Regions from separate parts of the Homo sapiens genome. Here region 2 is linked to region 1. Evidence: chromatin loops called from intact Hi-C (ENCODE). Cell type or tissue: OCI-LY7. All regions are shown on one strand. Each heading gives the region's core, and the rest is flanking DNA. Links, peaks and the distances in the headings are about the cores only.

What was found. Hi-C counts contacts between places; a loop is a spot of excess contacts. Peaks named below come from ENCODE experiments on the same cell type or tissue, not always from the same donor. Only the 100,000 strongest peaks of a DNase experiment are listed, where the experiment ranks them.
Region 2: a loop joins it to region 1, with 9 times the contacts of the local background. A loop is called at or near these places in 6 of 110 quality-filtered maps.

Annotation. Positions count from the first base shown.
Region 1 is chr2:68,220,074-68,229,232 of GRCh38, forward strand. The region is part of intron 1 of PPP3R1 (protein phosphatase 3 regulatory subunit B, alpha); the gene reads right to left. Among named protein-coding and RNA genes, the nearest start is that of PPP3R1-AS1, 27 kb to the right of the region's middle. In OCI-LY7, for the core only: CTCF peaks have their summits at 5,333 (motif pointing left) and 5,542; a DNase peak (open chromatin) is centred at 5,328; H3K27ac peaks cover 912 bases.
Region 2 is chr2:68,118,581-68,127,739 of GRCh38, forward strand. It overlaps the pseudogene PPIAP64. Among named protein-coding and RNA genes, the nearest start is that of DNAAF10, 34 kb to the right of the region's middle. RefSeq lists enhancers at 2,359-2,518, 2,749-2,918, 2,929-3,008, 3,857-4,151. In OCI-LY7, for the core only: CTCF peaks have their summits at 3,989 (motif pointing right) and 4,193; DNase peaks (open chromatin) are centred at 2,671, 3,031 and 3,981; H3K4me3 peaks cover 1,871 bases; H3K27ac peaks cover 2,704 bases.

The sequences.
Region 1 (9,159 bases), core at 425-8,424:
CATTTTCTGTGATCATCTATATAAGAAAACAAAAGAGGTAAAGCCCTTAGGATCTATGTCCCAGCTTACTGTCTGGAGAAAGTTTCCAGGTTGCAGCACAGGAACAGAGAACAGAAACACAATCCCGAGACATCGCCAAATTGAGAAGTCAGAGATACATGAAGTTCGTATGGCCAAGGAGGTGAGACTTGTGAGGAAGAGTACTTCAGAAAAGGGAGACACATGAGAGAACTTTGGAGATCTGCATAAAAGTCTCCTCCAGTCTCTGCATAAGTTTGAGAGGAAACTCCCCAAGTCCAGGAAAAGAACTAGTAGCAGGTTGAATAACTTTTGGGAGTTTGCACAGAGCTAGGAATAGTTCATGATCCCATGGGCCAAACTGGAGAAACTTGTAAATACACAGGGAATTGGGTCCAGTCCTCAGAACGACTATATTGGCCATGAATTAAAGGCTGTTCTTTACTTACCTTAAGAAAGATAGAAAACAAATCTCAGATCAAATTTGGGTCTCAGTAACTTAAGTGGATGGCAAAACAAACTCTTACGTTCTTTAAAGGAATAAAACAAAATCTAGCACAACAGCATAAGATTCACAATGTATGTATGACATCCAATATAAAACATAATAGGACGCTATAAAATGGATGAACTTCAAAATCATGGTAAGTAAAAGAAGCCAAAAACAAAAGGCCACATTTTATGATTCCATTTATATGAAATATACTGATAAAGAAAATACACAGAAACAAAATGTAGAGACTGGTGGGTGCCAGTTACACAGAAACAGAATGTAGAGACTGGTGGGTGCCAGTTGCTGGGGGAGGAGGAATGGTGAACAATTACTTTTTGGCTATGGGGTTTCCTTTTAGGGTGATGAAAATATTTTCGAATGACATAGAGGTGGTGGTTGTACTACATTATAAATGCCAGCCTGGGCAACATGGCAAAACACTGTCTCTACAAAAAATACAAAAAAGGCCAGGCATGGTGGCTCACGCCTGTAATCCCACCACATTGGGAGGCCGAGGCAGGCAGATCACTTGAGGTCAGGAGTTCAAGACCAGCCTGGTCAACATGGTGAAATCTGTCTCTACAAAAAATACAAAAATTAGCTGGGCATGGTGGCGGGTGCCTGTAATCCCAGCTACTCGAGAGGCTGAGGCAAGAGAATCTCTTGAACCTGAAGGTGGAGGCTGCAGTGAGCAGAGATTGCACCACTGCACTCCAGCCTGGGCAACAGAGCGAGACTCCACCTCAAAAATAAAAACAAAAACACGAGCCAGGCATGTTAGCATATGCCTGTAGTCTCGGCTACTCAGGAGGGTGATATGGGATAACTGCTTGAGCCTGATAGGTCAAGGGTGCAGTGAGCCTTGAGCACACCACTGCACTCCAGCCTGGGCAACCAAGCAAGACTTTGTAAATAAATAAATAAACAAATGTCACTGAACTGTTCACTTTTAAAATGACTTTGTTATGTGAATTTCACATCAATAAAACGTTTTATATGCTGTTTAAAGAAATAATGGCCCCAAATCTTCCAAATTTGATGAAAACTTTAAATCCCCAAATTCAAGAAGTTCAATGAACTCTAAGTAGAAGAAACATGGAAAAAAAAAAGCCACATAATAAATTGCTGTGACACAGAAAATCTTAAATATAATCAGAGGGGAAAAAAGATAAACTACATACATACAACATAATTACTACAGCATATTTCTCCTTAGATACACCAAGGACAGGAAACAATGGAATCTGTTTAAAGTGTTTAAAAAAAAAAAACTATCAGTTTTTATATCCAGCAAAAATATCTTTCAAATATTATGGCAAATGCTTTTTCCAGATAACAAAAACTGAAAGGAAAGATTAGGCTTCAATATATGTTCACTACAAAAAAAAAGTCAAAAGAAAATTCTTCAGGCAGAAGAAAAATGATACCAGATGGAAAGCTGGATCTAGACAAAGAAATGAAAAATATCAGAAATGGTAAATAAAATAAAATAAAAGATATTTTTCTCATGTTTAAATGTCTTTAAAATATGACTTTTAAAAGCAAAGATAACATGTTGTGGGGTATATAAAGTGAACATATGACAACAGCACAAAAGGGTAGAGAAAAAATGGATGTATGCTGTTGTCAGGATCTTACACTGTAAGAGAAACACTGTATCATTATTTGAAGGTACAGCATGGTATATTAAAGATGTATATTGTAAACTCTAGAACAACTTAAAAAAGGAGACGAAATAAAATGGTATCATTGTGATGGTTAATTTTGTGTCAACCTAACTGGGCCAAGGGATGCTCAGATATCCAGCTAAACATTATTTCTGAGTGAGAGTCAGCTAGGCTGTTTGTGGAAGAGATTAGCATCTGAACTGGTGAACTAAGTAAAACTGATTGGATAACATCCATCTGTCCAGCACCTAAATAGAACAAAAAGGCAGAAGATTGAATTAGTTCTCTGCCTCACTGCCTGAGCTGCAAAGTCAAGCTTTTCCTTACCTCAATGCCCCTGGTTCTCAGGCCTTCAGACTCAGACTAGAATTTATACCATCAGTTCTTCAGCTCTCAGGCCTTCAAGCTACAGCACCAGCTTTCCTGGGTCTCTAACTTAAAGACAGCAGGAACAGAACTTCTTAGCCTCCATAATCATGTGAGGCAATATCATATAATAAATCTCTTTCTAGACATATGTATCTCCTACTGGTTATTTCTCTGGAGAAACCTGACTAATACAATCAGAAAGAATACTCAATCCCATGAAAGGCAGACAAATAGGTACAAAGAAAAAGCAAATGAGAAAAAAAAGAAAGTAAATAGTAAGAAGGCAGATTTAAAAGCAAACATTTTGAGAATTATACATTTCATAATGCTAAAAAAGAGCCAATTCATCAGAAAGATGAAATCCAAAAACATACCAATCCTACACAAATTATTTCAGAAAGCAGAAAGGAAGGGTACTGTCCTGAACTCATTTTATGAAGCCAGCACTACTGTGATGCCAAAATCAGACAGTATCACAAAAAAAGAAAACTATGGCCGGGCGCGGTGGCTCACGCCTATAATCCTAACACTTGGGGGGCTGAGGCAGGAGTATCACTTAAGGTCAGGAGTTCAAGACCAGCCTGGCCAACATGTTGAAACCCATCTCTACTAAGAATACAAAAATCAGCTGAGCATGATGGTAGGCACCTGTACAATCCCAGCTACTTGGGACGCTGAGGCAGAAGAATCGCTTGAACCTGGGAGGTGGAAGTTGCAGTGAGCTGAGATCACGCCACTACACTCTAGCCTAGGCAACAGTGCGAGACTCTGTCTCAAAACAACAACAACAACAAAAGAAAACTATATCTAATGTTTCTCTATGACCAATAATGTAAAAATCCTTAAAAATATCTTAGCAAATTGAATCCAAAAATAAACACCATGACTGAGGATTATTCCAGCAATGGAAGGTTGGTTTAATATTCAAAACCAACGTGATTCACAACATTAACAGAGGAAAAAAAAAGAAAAAAACCACATGGCCAACCAAACAGACGCAATAAAAGCATCTGACAAATTGCAACATCCATTTTTGATAAAACAAGAGTAACTCAGCAAACTAGGACTATTTCTCTATCTATAAAAGGTTATCTACAAAAATTCTTCAAAAAGTGTCATATGTAATAAGATTCTCCCTAAGATTAGAACAAGATAAAGACATCTGCACAAATACAAAAGGGAAGACAAAAAAAAAAAAAAACAAAAGGTATACAGATTGGAAAGGAATAAACTGCCTTTCGTTGCAGATGACATAATTGTGTATGTACATAAATCCTAAGCAAATTACTAAAAAGCTATCAAAACTAATAAATGAATTAAGCAAGACGGCAAGATAAAAGGTCAATATACAAAAGTTAAATATATTTCATATTCTGGAAACATGGAAAATGAAATTAAGAATGCAGTTCCATTTACAAAATCATCAAAAATACAAAATACTTAGAAACAGTTAATAAGAGATGTGCAGGGAGTACACATGAAGACTATAAGACATAGCTAAGAAAGAGATCTAAGAAAACCCAGCTATATTTGTTCATAGATCAGAAGGCTCAATGTTGTTAAGATGGCAATTCTTCCCATAATGATCTGCATATAGAAGACAATCCTAATAAAAATCCCAGCAGAATATTTTATAGAAATCAATAAACTAATTCTAAAATTCATATGGAGATGCAAAGAACCTAACAGCCAAGGGATCTGAATGAAAAACAACAATGGTGAAGGACTTAACAATATCTGACTTAAAGAGTTATGAAGGGCTGGGTGCGGTAGCTCATGCCTGTAATCCCAGCACTTTGGGAGGCCGAGGCGAGTGGATCACTTGAGGTCAGGAGTTTGAAACCAGCCTGACCAACATGGTGAAACCCTGTCTCTACTGAAAATACAAAAAAAACTAGCCGGGCGTGGTGGCAGGCGCCTGCAATCCCAGCTACTCGGGAAGCTGAGGCAGGAGAATCACTTGAACCTGGGAAGCAGAGGTTGCAGTGAGCTGAAATCACGCCACTGCACTCCAGCCTCGGCAGCAGAGCAAGACTCGTCTCAGGAAAAAAAAAAAAAAAGTTATAAAGCTAGTCATCAAAAGAGTGGTACTGGTGTAAGAACAGACAAATATCAATTGGACAGAATAAAGTAAACACACACACACAATTTTCAAGAAAGGTTTCCAGGTAATTAAATGGGGAAAAAAAATCTTTGCAACAAATGATGCTACAACAACTGAATAGCAATATGCAATTTAAAAAAAATGACATGAAGACTTGAATAGATATTTCACAACAAAAGATATGATTAACATCAAATAAACACATGAAAAGACATTTAATATCACTAGACATTAGAGAAATGCAAGTTAAAACCAAAGTGAGATATTACTATACAGGCAACTGGCATAATAAATATGGCTATAATTTAAAAATGGACACACAAAGTGTAACTGAAGATGTGGAATAAATGATTATGTGGTGAACAGAATTCTTAGGTAGCCCTTTGAAATTCTGAACCCCTTGTATACATACTTTTTCTCCCAATTACTAAATCAAACACTCATCTAGTTACTGCTGCAGAAGGATTTTGCACATGTAATTAAGGTCCCAAATCAACCACCTCTGGATAAGATTTATCCAGGTGGCCCTGACCTGTAAGAGCCCTTTAAAAGCAATTTTCCCTGTGTGGTCTAAGAAGGTGAAAATGAAAGAGTCAAAGCAGGAGAGGAATTCAACACAAGGGAAGTGGAGAGGCCACATGGCATTGAATGCAGGCAGCCTGACGGGGATAAGAGTGACCTCTAGTGAACAGGAGCAAGGAAACAGAGTGCTCAATCTCATAAGGGCAAAGAGCTGAATTCTGCCAATAACGTGAACAGCTTGGAAAGCAGACTTCCCCAGAACCTCCACAGGAGAACTTGGTCTGGATGGCATCTTGATTTCAGCCTTGTGATACTCTGAAGGGAACCCAGTCATGCAGTGGTGAGCTTCTGATTTGCAGAACTATGAAATAATAAATGAGTGCTGTTTTAGACTACTATGTTTATGGGAATTTGTTACACAGCAACAGAAAACTAATATCCAAACTTATAGTGTATGCGGCTAAAAATAAAAACACTGACATACCAAAGTGTTGGTGAAGATGTAGAGCAAATGAAAATTTTATATCTTGCTAGTGGGAACTCAAAATTGTACCGCTATTTCAAAAAAACAGTGTGTTGGACTCTTAGTGTAACCAGAAATGAAAACATGTCCACACAGAAATCTGTACTCACATGTCCACAGCAGCTTTATTCAGCTTTATTCTTAATAGACCAATCTGGAAACAACCTAAATGTCTTCAACTGGTGAACAGATAAACTGTTATATCCAGACAATGGAGTACTATTCGGTAATGAATAGGAAAAGACTACTAATACACCCAATAACATAATGAATCTCAAAAGCAATATGCTAAGTAAAAGAAACCAGACACAAAAAGCTATGTGCTGTATGGTTCCATTTATAAATGCTACAAAAAAACAAACTACAGTAACTGAAAGTTAAGGTGTTGTGGGGTAGAGGGGGAGAACAGGGAGTGAACACAAAAGGGTACCAGGTAACATTTCAGGGTGATAGACCTATTCTACATCTTGACTGTGGTGATTACAAAACTATATACATTTATCAAGGCACATTAACTATGCACTTAAAACTAGTTAGTTTTTACCATAGGTAAGTTGTACCTCAATAAAGCTGATTTTTATAACTCAAAATATTAAGGACCTTAGTCCCAAATATAATGGAATTGCTTAATACATAATTTTAGTCTCCAGTTTAGAAACAATCTCATCACTTTCTTTAAAACAATAAAGTTTCACAGCTGTCATATTATTCAAAATTCAAACTATATGGATTTATTTTTATAAGACACATTTCAAGGTAATGTATTCATAGCAAATAACATTTTCCAGATTAATCTTACAGAATCATGAGACACCAAAAACTATTTACACTTACAGTAATCTTGACATTTATAATTCATCCCTTAGTCTCCTTCCCTGATTTTAAACTCCATGAAGGCACCAACTGTCTTACTATCTTTTGATATCCTTTGCCAGATTTAACATTGTCCTAAATTTACTTTAAAGGAAGAATTTGATTAGGTGCATGGTAAAAGTCTGGAACGGTTTAAGTCCTAATTTAAGCATCAATGCGTTAAAGTACAAGGTTAGATTAAGGGCATTAGAAGACCCGAATTCTTAAAAGTCCAGTTATTCAAGCACTTTAGATTTTCTCTTTCCTTTTGATGCTCACTTTTTATAATGAGTATTAAGCATTTGGATCTGCATACATTTTAAATAAGCAAACAGTACTCTAATACTGAAGTAATATTTATAGTTCACAAAGAGTCTATAACCAAATAAGGAAATGTTGTCATCTCTTAAACTCTACTAGATAAAGATGTCTAAATATTCTGACTGCATATTCTCTGAAATATTCAAAGCTTTACAGAATGCATCTATAAAGTTTATTTTTATTCTTTCAAACCTTGTCACTTTAAGATCAAAGTAACTCTAAACCAAAGAGAACCAAGTTTTTTCATTTCTTTGCCAGAAAATTTCTTTATTTTCCTGATTCCTACAGATCTGATCCCAAAACTGACAATCGTAATAGAATATTTTTTAAAAATGTTGAATAACATGAACTTGAAAAGTAAGTTATCTTAGGAATCAATCTAAATGTCTTTACCTGCTGAAAGCTTGATGACTGCACAATTAATGTAATTATCATAATGAAATTAATTTTTTCTAGGGTAAAGTCACTGACCATCTTAGTAACTGTTCTAGAACAGATTCTCCTTATTCTTAAATACAAAGCAAAAGGTGTTTGGATGCATGAATGTCGGGGACAGAAAAGATCAAAAGACAGAAACAAGAGATAAAAACCAATCATACCTATGACAGATCCAAGCTTCTTTAATGATTTTAGGAGGGAAAAAAAAAAAACCTTAAAATTTCTAGTCTGATAAATGCTGCCATAATTACAATCTATAACTTGAGTGAATCCATCCAGCAAATGTTTGAAGGCACATAATATGTTTAACTATTTTAAAGATCCTATTACTCACTTTGACAGTTAAACTATATTTCCTATTAAATGACACCTAAATTACCCCCATTCCTGTTTTTCCTTCTACTATTTAATGTTAACAACAATTTTTGTGTTTATCTTGTATTGTGCACAATTTCGCCGAACTTATTCATTAGTACTTTTATTTTTTGTAGATTTCTTGAAAATTTTCTATGTAGATAGTCATACCATCTGCAAACGGGATCCGTTTTTCTTCTTTCCAATCTGTATGCCTTTATATTCTTTTCCTGCATTACTGCACTGACTAGAACTTTCAGCACTACGCTAAAAAGGGCAGAAATCCTTGCTTTGTTACAGATCTTACAGAGAAAGTACTGTCTTTTGCCATTAAGTATAATGTCAGCTGTAGGTTTTCACAGATGTTCTTTATTCAACTGATAACATTTCCCTCTATATTTTTCTAAGTTTTTGTTTTGTCTTGGGTTTTATTCTTTAGTCTATTAATATAATTATACAGACTAAGTTTCAAATAGTGAACCAGCCTTGCACCCATAAAACCACCATAACTGATTATGGTGTATAATCTTTTAAAAATATTAACTCTATTTGTTAATGTTTTAAGGATTTCTGCATCTACACTGACATGAGGATGTTGGTCCATAGTTATCTTTTTTGGATTTTGGTATCAAGGAAACAGGGCTACTCAAATTCTATTTCACACTGGAAGAGGTGTGATAGTTTGTGTTTAAGGAACTGGTTCATTACTTCAAAGTTGTCAAATTTATGTATATAAAATTGGTCATAGTAACCCCTTATCTTTTTTCACATCTGCAGGGTCTACAGTGATGTCCCCTATTTCATTCCTGATAATGGTAATTTGTGTCTTATTACTTGTCAGTCTTACTGATGTTTTTGAAGAATGAGCTTTTTGTTTCAAAGGGTTTTTCTCTATTGTTTCTGTTTTTTATTTCATTTACTATTTCCTTCCTTCTGCTTGCTTCAGGTAGATTTTTCTCATCTTTTTTTCTAGGTTCTTGAAGTGGGAGCTTAGATTATTGATTTGAGGGGGCTTTTCTTTTCCTCTTCTCAAATGTGTGCATTTAGTGGTATAAATTTCCCTCTCTAAACTGCTTTAGTTGTATCCCACAACTTTGGTATGTTGTATTCTTATTTTCATGAAGCTCAATGTATTTTTTAAAATTTCCCTTGAGACTTCCTCTTTCACTCATAGATTATTTGGAAGTGTTTAGAGATTTTCCAGGTATCTATTATTGATTTCTAGTTTGATTCCACTTTGGTAGGAGAACACATTCTTTGATTTCAATTCCTTAAAATGTGTTTATGTTTTCTGGGGGGTTTTCTGAGACAGGGTCTCACTGTCACTCAGCTTGAGTGTAGTGGCATGACATGGCTCACTGCAGCCTCAAATTCCTGGGCTCAAGTGATCCTCTCCCACCTCATCCACTCAACTACAGGCATATGCCATCATGCTCAGCTAATTATTTTTTTTTTTTCATGGAGACTGAGTCTTGCTACATTGCCCAGGCTCGTCTCA
Region 2 (9,159 bases), core at 660-8,659, 100 kb before region 1:
GAAAAAGAAAGAAAGAAATCCCTAGTGCTTTGCTTCTCTAATTGATCTCTGTCTAATTTACTACCCTAAATCTTCCTAAGAGTCCTCTTTCATATAAGTTATTCAGAGTCTATTTCTGTTGCTTGCAGCCAAAAAATTCCAAACTGTAGACACTGCATAATATATAAGAAAATATTTGCAAATTATAAAGCACCACATACACGCATGTCCAATTACATTTGTTAGTATAGACCATGCTGGAAAGATGAAGTCTTGGATCAGACAGACAGATTCAAAACCGAATTCTGCTGGGTAATATTTGCATGTCTTTGGACAAAGTTACTTACTTTCACTGAGCCTGTTTCCCCTCTGTAAAAATTTTTAGAAGTTAGCAGCTAGTAGTTAGGATTAGGTCTCTGCTGTGGTTTAGATATGGTTGGTTTGTCACCACCAAAGCTCATGTTGCAATTTGAGCCCCGATGTGGTGCTCTTGGGGCACGGGGTCTAGTGGGAAGTGTTTGGGTGATAGCGGTGGATCCCTCATAAATGGCTTGGTGCTGTTCTCCCAGTAGTGAGCTCTGTCTCTTGTGAGACTGAATTAGTTCTCGTGGGGATGGATTCATTCCCGAGAGTGGGTTGTTATAAAGTCAGACGCCCTTCGGCTTTCCCTCTCTTCTCACATGTCTGCTTCCCCTCTGACGTTCTCCACCATCTTGTGAGGCAGCATGAGTGAGGGACCTCACCAGAAGCCGGGGCTGTGCCCTTGAACTTCTCAGCCTGCAGCACTGTGAGCTAAATAAGCGTCTTTCTTTTATAAATTACCCAGCCTCAGGTATTCTTTTATAGCATCACAAAATGTACGAAGACATTCATTCATGAATACAAGGGAAAGCCCTAACCTCTTATTGGCTTAAACAAGAAACAAGTATTTTTGTCTATTGTCAAAGTCATCAAGGTAAACAGCCTAGGGCAGGTATGGTGGCTCCCAGATCACCAGGGCCAGACTCCTTATGCTTTTGTTTTTACCCCCTCTGGACGACAGGCCCATCCTCATGCTCCACAGTGTCCACACCTTGCTGATAGGGAGACTGGGAGATACAGTCTTTATTATGTGCTGTGATTAAAATGGGCTCCTGTTGTTGAGGCGGGAGGGGAGAGTGGGCATGGGGAGGCAACCTGCTGCTCTGCTGCCGTGGAGACGGTAACAGGCTGTGGCGAGAGTGTGTGGAAATCCCTTCCCCCTCCTCCCCTTTCAGGCTCCTGTGCTCTTTCCCTGTTCTCCCCAGCACCCTTCCCAATGCCAACATTCACTGTGACAACAGTTTGTAATAGGACTTTCATCCTTAAGTCCAAGTAGCAAAATGGATGAAAAAAGTGCTCTGACGACCTCCACTTATATACAAAAATGGTGAGGTTAAGAGTTTATTATCACGCCTGTAATCCCAGCACTTTGGGAGGCCAAGGCATGTGGATCACCTGAGGTTAGGAGTTCAAGACCAGCCTGGCCAACATGGTGAAACCCCATGTCTACTAAAAGTACAAAAATTAGCCAGACATGGTGGCTCACGCCTGTAATCCCAGCTACTCGGGAGGCTGAGGCAGGAGAATCGCTTGAACCTGGGTGGTGGAGGTTGCAGTGAGCCGAGATCATGCCAGTGCACTCCAGCCTGGGCAACAGAGTGACTCCATCTCAAAACAACAACAACAACAAACTATAGTATTTACCCCAGAGTTTTGTGGTGGGGATTTAAAAATACAACATGAGAGAAACAATATAGTAAGCACTCCACAAATATTAGCAGCTATTATTATTATTGTCAACATTATCATCTTTATAAATGTGATCCTGATCAAGACTCTAGAGACAGGCCACTGGTTTCCCTCCAAGTTTACTCCTCATTCACTGTCTTTCTTTCTTTCTTTTTTTTTTTTTTTGGAGATGGAGTCTCACTCTGTCACCCAGGCTGGAGTGCAGTGGCGTGATCTCAGCTCACTGCAACCTCTGCCTCCCAGGTTCAAGCGATTCTCCTGCCTCAGCCTCCTAAGTAGCTGGGACTACAGGTGCATGCCACCACATGCAGCTAATTTTTTGTATTTTAATAGAGATGGGGTTTCACCATGTTGGCCAGGCTGGTCTCAAACTTCTGGCCTCAATTGATCCACCTGCCTTGGCCTCCCAAAGTGATGGGATTACAGGTGTGAGCCACCTCGCCTGGCATATACTGCTTTCTTTAGCTTCCATAGCCTCAACCGAGAGCAAGAGAATAAGGCTTCTGACATTCTTCCTAGGAAGCTTTACGGAACAGATTGGAAAATTCACAACAAGCCCTAAGTGGCCCATAGTGGATTAGTGGGGACTGTGGCCGTCAGGACTCCCCCTTAGCTGAGGCTTCTGTGTCTTCTGTGTCTGCTTTCTTAGGGCCCTTTAGCCTGTGAGCTCTTAGGAATGCAGGAAGACCCTCTCTTTCCCCCTGGGTGGTAACAAAATTTCCCCTGGTCCATCATTCCTGAGCCCTAGTTCAGTCTGTGTGCGGCCAGGTCAGCGCTCAATAGGGTTCCAAACCTGTTGGCTGCAAGCACAGACTCCCTCTGAGTGTGAATGTTATCTCTCACCAGATGAGGGATGTGCTCAGCCCAGATCAAACACTTGTTTATCTACAGGGTGGTGAGAGCCAAAACTCTGCTTCTGTTTCTCCCTGGTGGTTTATTTGCTTACCCTTATCACCTCTGAGCAGTGGTGTTGTTTGCATAGAGTTCTCGGTTTCTGGCATGTTAAATTTAGAGGTACCCCAGGCTTCTCGGAGGGATCAGAGTGTTGAGCAACTCCTCAGGGAGGTGCAGGAGAATATCACTGGATGAGGGGTCAGGAGATGAGGGCCTGGGTCTGTCTTCAAATGCAGAAATTGAGTGCAGAGGTCTCAAAGGCCTCTTCTGGCACTGACGTTCTGACTGGCCATGAAAGCCTTGGGTGTCATAAAGAAGAAAAGTTGAAGACTTAAAAGGAGGAAGTGTGAGTGTCTTCAGCCTCCGGTGTGAGGGAGAACTGTGAGTCTCTTTTGACCACAGTTTATTTTGTGTTGCTTCTTTTAGCTGCATGGTCCATACGCCAAAGGTGGGCAGGTGGAGGGCTGCTACTCACTAACTTGGTAGTGCAGAAATGGCTTTTAAAAACAGTGGCTATATGGCTGCGCACGGTGGTTCATGCCTGTAATCCCAGCACTTTGGGAGGCCGAGGCAGGCGGATCACTCGAGGTCAGGAGTTCGAGACCAGCCTGATCAACATGGAGAAACCCCGTCTCTACTAAAAATACAAAAATTAGCCGGGCGTGGTGGTGGGCGCCTGTAATCTCAGCTACTTGGGAGGCTGAGTCAGGAGAATCGCTTGAACCCAGGAGGCGGAGGTTGCAGTGAGCTGAGATCGTGCCATTGCACTCCAGCCTGGGCAACAAGAGCAAAACTCTGTCTCAAACAAAACAAAACAAAACAAAACATTGGATCTGGTGCAAAGAAGATGGAGAGAAATTCTAGAATTCCTGCAGGAAGTTAAGTGATGGTATAAAGAAGTCCTTACTCTGAGAAATGCTTCGTTAAAATCAGAATTTACAGAATAAACGGTTGGTAGGAGATAGAGGCATGTACTATTTACTTTACAAAATAATTCCTCACTTTATAAAAAGCCAAATATTTTCTCTTGGAAGTTAGCCTTGTGATGCTACCAGTAAGACTGAATCTATAATAAAGCTAATGATCCAACTTTTGGTTAAAAAACCCATTCTGTAAAAAGAAGCATAGGCATGCTATGCAGTGTTGTTATATACAAAGTGGGTTTTCTTCATAAACACAATCACATTTTTGGAAGACATTTCTGTAAGATAATGTCTTTCTCAAGGTCCAGTTTGGCTTGCGTGCCTCCTGGGAATTAAACAGGATAGATTTTTCCAGCTGCATTTGAAAGACAAATTCCGTTTCCTTGTGTTGAAAGGTCTGCAATGCCCACATCTCCCACAAGGGGGCAGCGCACCACTGGGTCTTCAGGTACAAGGACGGCCTGGGATTCGGAACGTGCGGCTGAGGGGCCTCCTTCCCAGGGGAAGAAAATCCACTGAAAGTCGTGAAGAGGCGGACCTTATGTACCACGACATAATTGAATTTCATATCTCACGAACCCTGCGTATTTGCCAGAAACTTTCGGGCTGTTCTCATTCAGAAAAGGATGAAATCATTTTGTGTGTTGGATAGTCCTTAGACATTCCCAGAAAAAAAATTATTTTTCATGTATATATGCAAAGTGTATCCAGCTAAATCACAAGCAAAAGTGACTTTAAGCAGGTACCAAGACACGCCGGATCATAAAGACACTGTTCTCCCTTCAAGTTCCTTTGGTGAGTTTATGGACACGCATGAGGTAAGCTGCGCCGTTCATGTTCTACTGCGCGTGACTTTGTACTGCCCCTGAGTGGAAAAGGTATTTGGGATTCGAAAGAAGTTATTATTAAGTACAAACAAATTCCCAAGAAAAGAAATGTAGTATGAAGATCAATTTGAGTGTGTAGGGGGAGTTTTCCTTTCCTGTTTTTGTACTGGGCTGGGCTTGCATTGGTGCACATAAAGGATAATAAAAGTAACTTAAAAAACCAAGGGATTCCATGGTGTCTGGTTTACAAGAGCTGATGGAGAAGATACAATTGCCAAAAGGGAGTATTGGGTGCCAAGACCCAGATCTGGCCTAAGGAAGCACGCATTGGTAGCGCCCTAGTTTTCACCTCATGGGAGGACGCAGCCAGGGAGGCCGTGCTTGACGGCTCTGTCAGGGCGGCAGAATCCAGTTACACCTCCCAACATCCATTTCCCTACTTCCTCAGGACCAGAACTCCCAAATGGTAGCCGGGTATAACACTGCACACAATCAGGTTTATGCTTCTCGGTCTCACTGTGATAGGTGAGACCGAGACACAGGACCAAATCATCACCAATGGATACAAGCAAAAGTGCTCTTCAAAGTGCAAGATGTTCTTTTTCTTACTTTTCCTACTTTTCTGATGTCTGGAATGTGGATGTGATGGTTCAACTGGAACAGGCACACTGGATAATGCGTAATCTTTATTTTGGGTTTTCAGTTACCCGCAGCTGAACCTAACCCTAATCAACAACAATGCCTTCAAAAAACAGGCCAGAGGTTAAGATGGACTTTTTTTTCCTAATTACTTGTTTTATCATTATTTTATCATTTTAATCACCCACCAACATTTGCTTTTATTTATTTATTTATTTTTGAGACAGGGTCTCTCATTTTCCCCAGGCTGGAGTGCAGTAACACAGTCACCACTCACTGCAGCTTCAACCTCCTTGGCTCAAGTGATCCTCCTGCCTCAGCCTCCCAAGCAGCTGGGACTATAAGCTGTGCTACCACACCCAGCTAATTTAAAAAAAAAATTTTCTGTAGAGACAGTGTCTCACTATGTTGCCCAGGCTGGTCTTGAACTCCTGGCCTCCCAAAGTGCTAGGATTACAAGCGTAAGCCACTGCGCCTGGCCCAACATTTATTAAATGTTGTATTAAGGGGCCAGGGGCAGTGGCTCATGCCTATAATCCCAGCACTTTGGGAGGCCGAGGCAGGCAGATCACTTGAGGTGAGGAGTTTGAGACCAGCCTGGCCAACATGGCGAAACCCCATCCCTACTAAAAATAAAAAAAATTAACTGCGCGTGGTGGCACATGCCTGTAATCCCAGCTACTTGGGAGGCTGAGGTGGGAGAAGTGCTTGAACCCAGGAGGCGGAGGTTACAGTGAGCCAAGATCACGCCACTGCACTCTTCCTGGGTGACAGAGCAAGACTCAGTCTCAATTAAAATAAAAAAGTGTTGTATAAAGGGTATTGCTGAGTGATCTGGTTTTAAGTTGGCTTAGGGATAGAGTTGGATCAGAACACCATAAGCAAAGTTCAGTTGTTAAAGAATCCTTCATAAAATTCCTCCACCATGACTGTATAAATGCAGCTGTACTTGGTCACAGCCCTTTTACCTAGAATCTCATGCTTCAAGTTAAAAACACAAAGTCAAAATCCTGTTCCTTCATTCAAGCTTGATGTTTGATGTAAAATATACAAAACCTATGGACAACTGCATTAATGGCCATGCACTGTGAGGATAATCTGCATCTGCTTTCACTGTGCTGTCCTGATTAATAACCATTTTTCTGGTTCTGGGGTTGAGGACAAGGGTTTAGCCTCTAGATCCCTACACAGTAACAAAGATTCACAGTTTTCATACTGCCATTTGTCCATCCTAGACCCAGTAGGGAAAATGGATGAGTAAAGAATTTCTCACCACTCCAGGCAATATGCAGGTACTTAGGGTGGAATAATAGAGGACATTGTCCTAGCAGCCCTGAGTCCTCAGCTGGTTGGACAATGCACAGGACTTCTGTTAGCAGGTCCTGATAAGTCTGAGTGCAGCATGGGCCCAGTGCCCCCAAGCTCTCAGAGCAGCATTAAGCCCCGTTTTATTGGGACTGCTGGGTATGGCCCTGAGAATGGCGCCTGGCAGTCTAGTCTCATCCAAAGCAGGGAGGTGGGGCTCCACAACACAGTGAGAGTGGCCAGACATTCGGAGATAGAGGTTTCCTGGGTAAGCATAACCAACCTGCCTTTTAAAAAAACATAGCTAGCAGATGCCAACGCCACCGGAAGCCCTGTACTACCAGCGTGGTCAACTCCACCGTGTTCTTAGAAATTGCCATCGACAGTGAGCCCTTGGGCCGCATCTCCATCAAGCTGTTTGCAGACAAGATTCCAAAGACAGCAGAAAACTTCTGTGCTCTGAGCACTGGAGAGAAAGGATTTGGGTATAAGGGTTCCTGCTTTCACACAATTATTCCAGGGTTTATGTGTCAGGGTGGTGACTTCACACGCCATAATGGCACTGGTCCATCTATGGGGAGAAATTTGATGACGAGAACTTCATCCTGAAGCATAAAGGTCCTGGCATCTTGTCCATAGCAAACGCTGGACCCAACACAGATGGTTCCCAGTTTTTCATCTGCACTGCCAAGACTGAGTGGTTGGATGGCAACCATGTAGTCTATGGCAAGGTGAAAGAAGGCATGAATATTGTGGAGGCCATGGAGCACTTTGGGTCCAGGAATGGCAAGACCAGCAAGATCACCATCGCTGACTGTGGACAACTCTAATCAGTTTGACTTGTGTTTTGTCTTAACCACCAGACCATTCCTTCTGTAGCTCAGGAGAGCACCCCTCCACCCCATTTGCTCGTAGTATCCTAGAATCTTTGTACTCCCGCTGCAGTTCCATGCTTTCCTTATTCCCTTCCATGCCTAGCTGGATTGCAGAGTTAAGTTTATGATTATGAAATAAAAACTAAATAATAACAACAGCAACAAAAGCATAGCTAAAAGCCAATTGCCCACATATTTTTCAAACGAGCCATAGCGCCTGATTGCAGATTGCTGTTATAATCAGGTTGCACAACCCAGCTTCATATCCGAAGCCTGCATGTTTCACTTACTTTAGAGGACAGTCTGGTGGCCAAAGGAAAAAAGAAAAACTAATTACAAAGTAGCATTTCCCTGGAAGGTTCCAGGCCACCCCATAAGAATTATTCCAGAAATCCCTTACTAAAACACTCTATAATTTACCACCACACTTAGCGAAGTGCTGTAAGTTAAAGAATGGAAACATATTTGCAGTAAAAATTGCACAATAGCCTAGAGCTTCAGGGTTCTGAGACGGTTGTTTTTTTTTAGGCTTCGCTAAGGTCTGGATGCATTATTTTAAATACTGTCAACACCTGTCTCTAATTCCACTCTCACAGAAAGACTTCAAAACAATTACACAGAATCTCAGATAAATGGAGATGAACAAGGTTCTCATTTGGCAAACCTAGGCATTTTGGCACCTAAGGGTTCATCCCTCACTACATATGAATGATGCGCCATTTTGGTTTTTGCATCAGTTTGGTTTACATGGTCTAGTGCTGGAGAGCCTCATCATTTCTTGGCATACTGAAACACAAAGCCACGGATTAGGAGAGAGGAGAGTCCAATGACTCCTGGTCCAGGAGGCTACCTGTTTTTCACAGGGCATCATTCTCTAGATTCAGGAGAGTAAACCCATTTTATCTCACTTGCCAGCAGTTGGTAGTGGCTCCTAGCAGAGTGTGATAAAGCTTCTGAGGCTCAGGAAGAATGAGTGGCATGATTGATTAGTCATGTCTGCAATAAATTAGGGGAAGGGAAGGGTGTACGTAGATGGGATAGGAGTATCTGCATTTGAAGCAATGTATTTCATCAATTCAAATGAGCACATCCTTCTGCCCATTTATGCATCTTTGAAATTAGGATGCATCTTATAATCACTACACCAGATTGTCTTTTCCAAAACTAGCCACAGTATTTCAAGTCTCACATGCTTTTTTTTTTTTTTTTTTTTTTTTTTTTCTGTTTTTTGAGATGGGGGTCTCACTCTGTCGCACAGGCTGGAGTCCAGTGGCACAATCTCAGCTCACTGCACACTCCGCCTCCCAGGTTCAAGCAATTCTCCCACCTCAGCCTCCCAAGTAACTGGGATTACAGGGGTGTATGACCACGCCCGGATAATTTTTGTATTTTTAGTAGAGACAGGGTTTCACCATGTTGGCCAGGCTGGTCTCAAACTCCTGACCTCAGGTGATCCACCTGCCTTGGCCTCCCAAAGTGCTGGGATTACAGGCGTGAGCCACCACGCCCAGCTCACATGCTCTTTCAGAACCTAGCCAAGACCCCATCAAAAAGTAGAATTTACTTCATCTCCACAGGGAATTTTAAACATTTAGCTGGGTGTGGCAGCATACACCTGTAGTCCTAGCTATTCTGGTAGCTGAGGTGGGAGGATTCTTTAAGCCCAGGAGGTTGAGGCTGCAGTGAGCAATGATGGTGCCACTGCACTCCAGCCTGGGCAACAGAGCAACAGAGTAAGACCTTGTCTCACACACACACACACACAAAGAAAAAGGAAGTAGAATGTATGTACTCTGCCCTTGCACTTGGGATAGGAGGTTGTGATTGCCTCAACTAATAGTGTGGCAAAGTGATTGCTAAGTAAATTATGAAGATAGGTCATTAAAAAAACAAGATAGCTTCTGCCTGGTCTTCTCTTGGGATGCTCACCCTTGGAACCTGGCCACC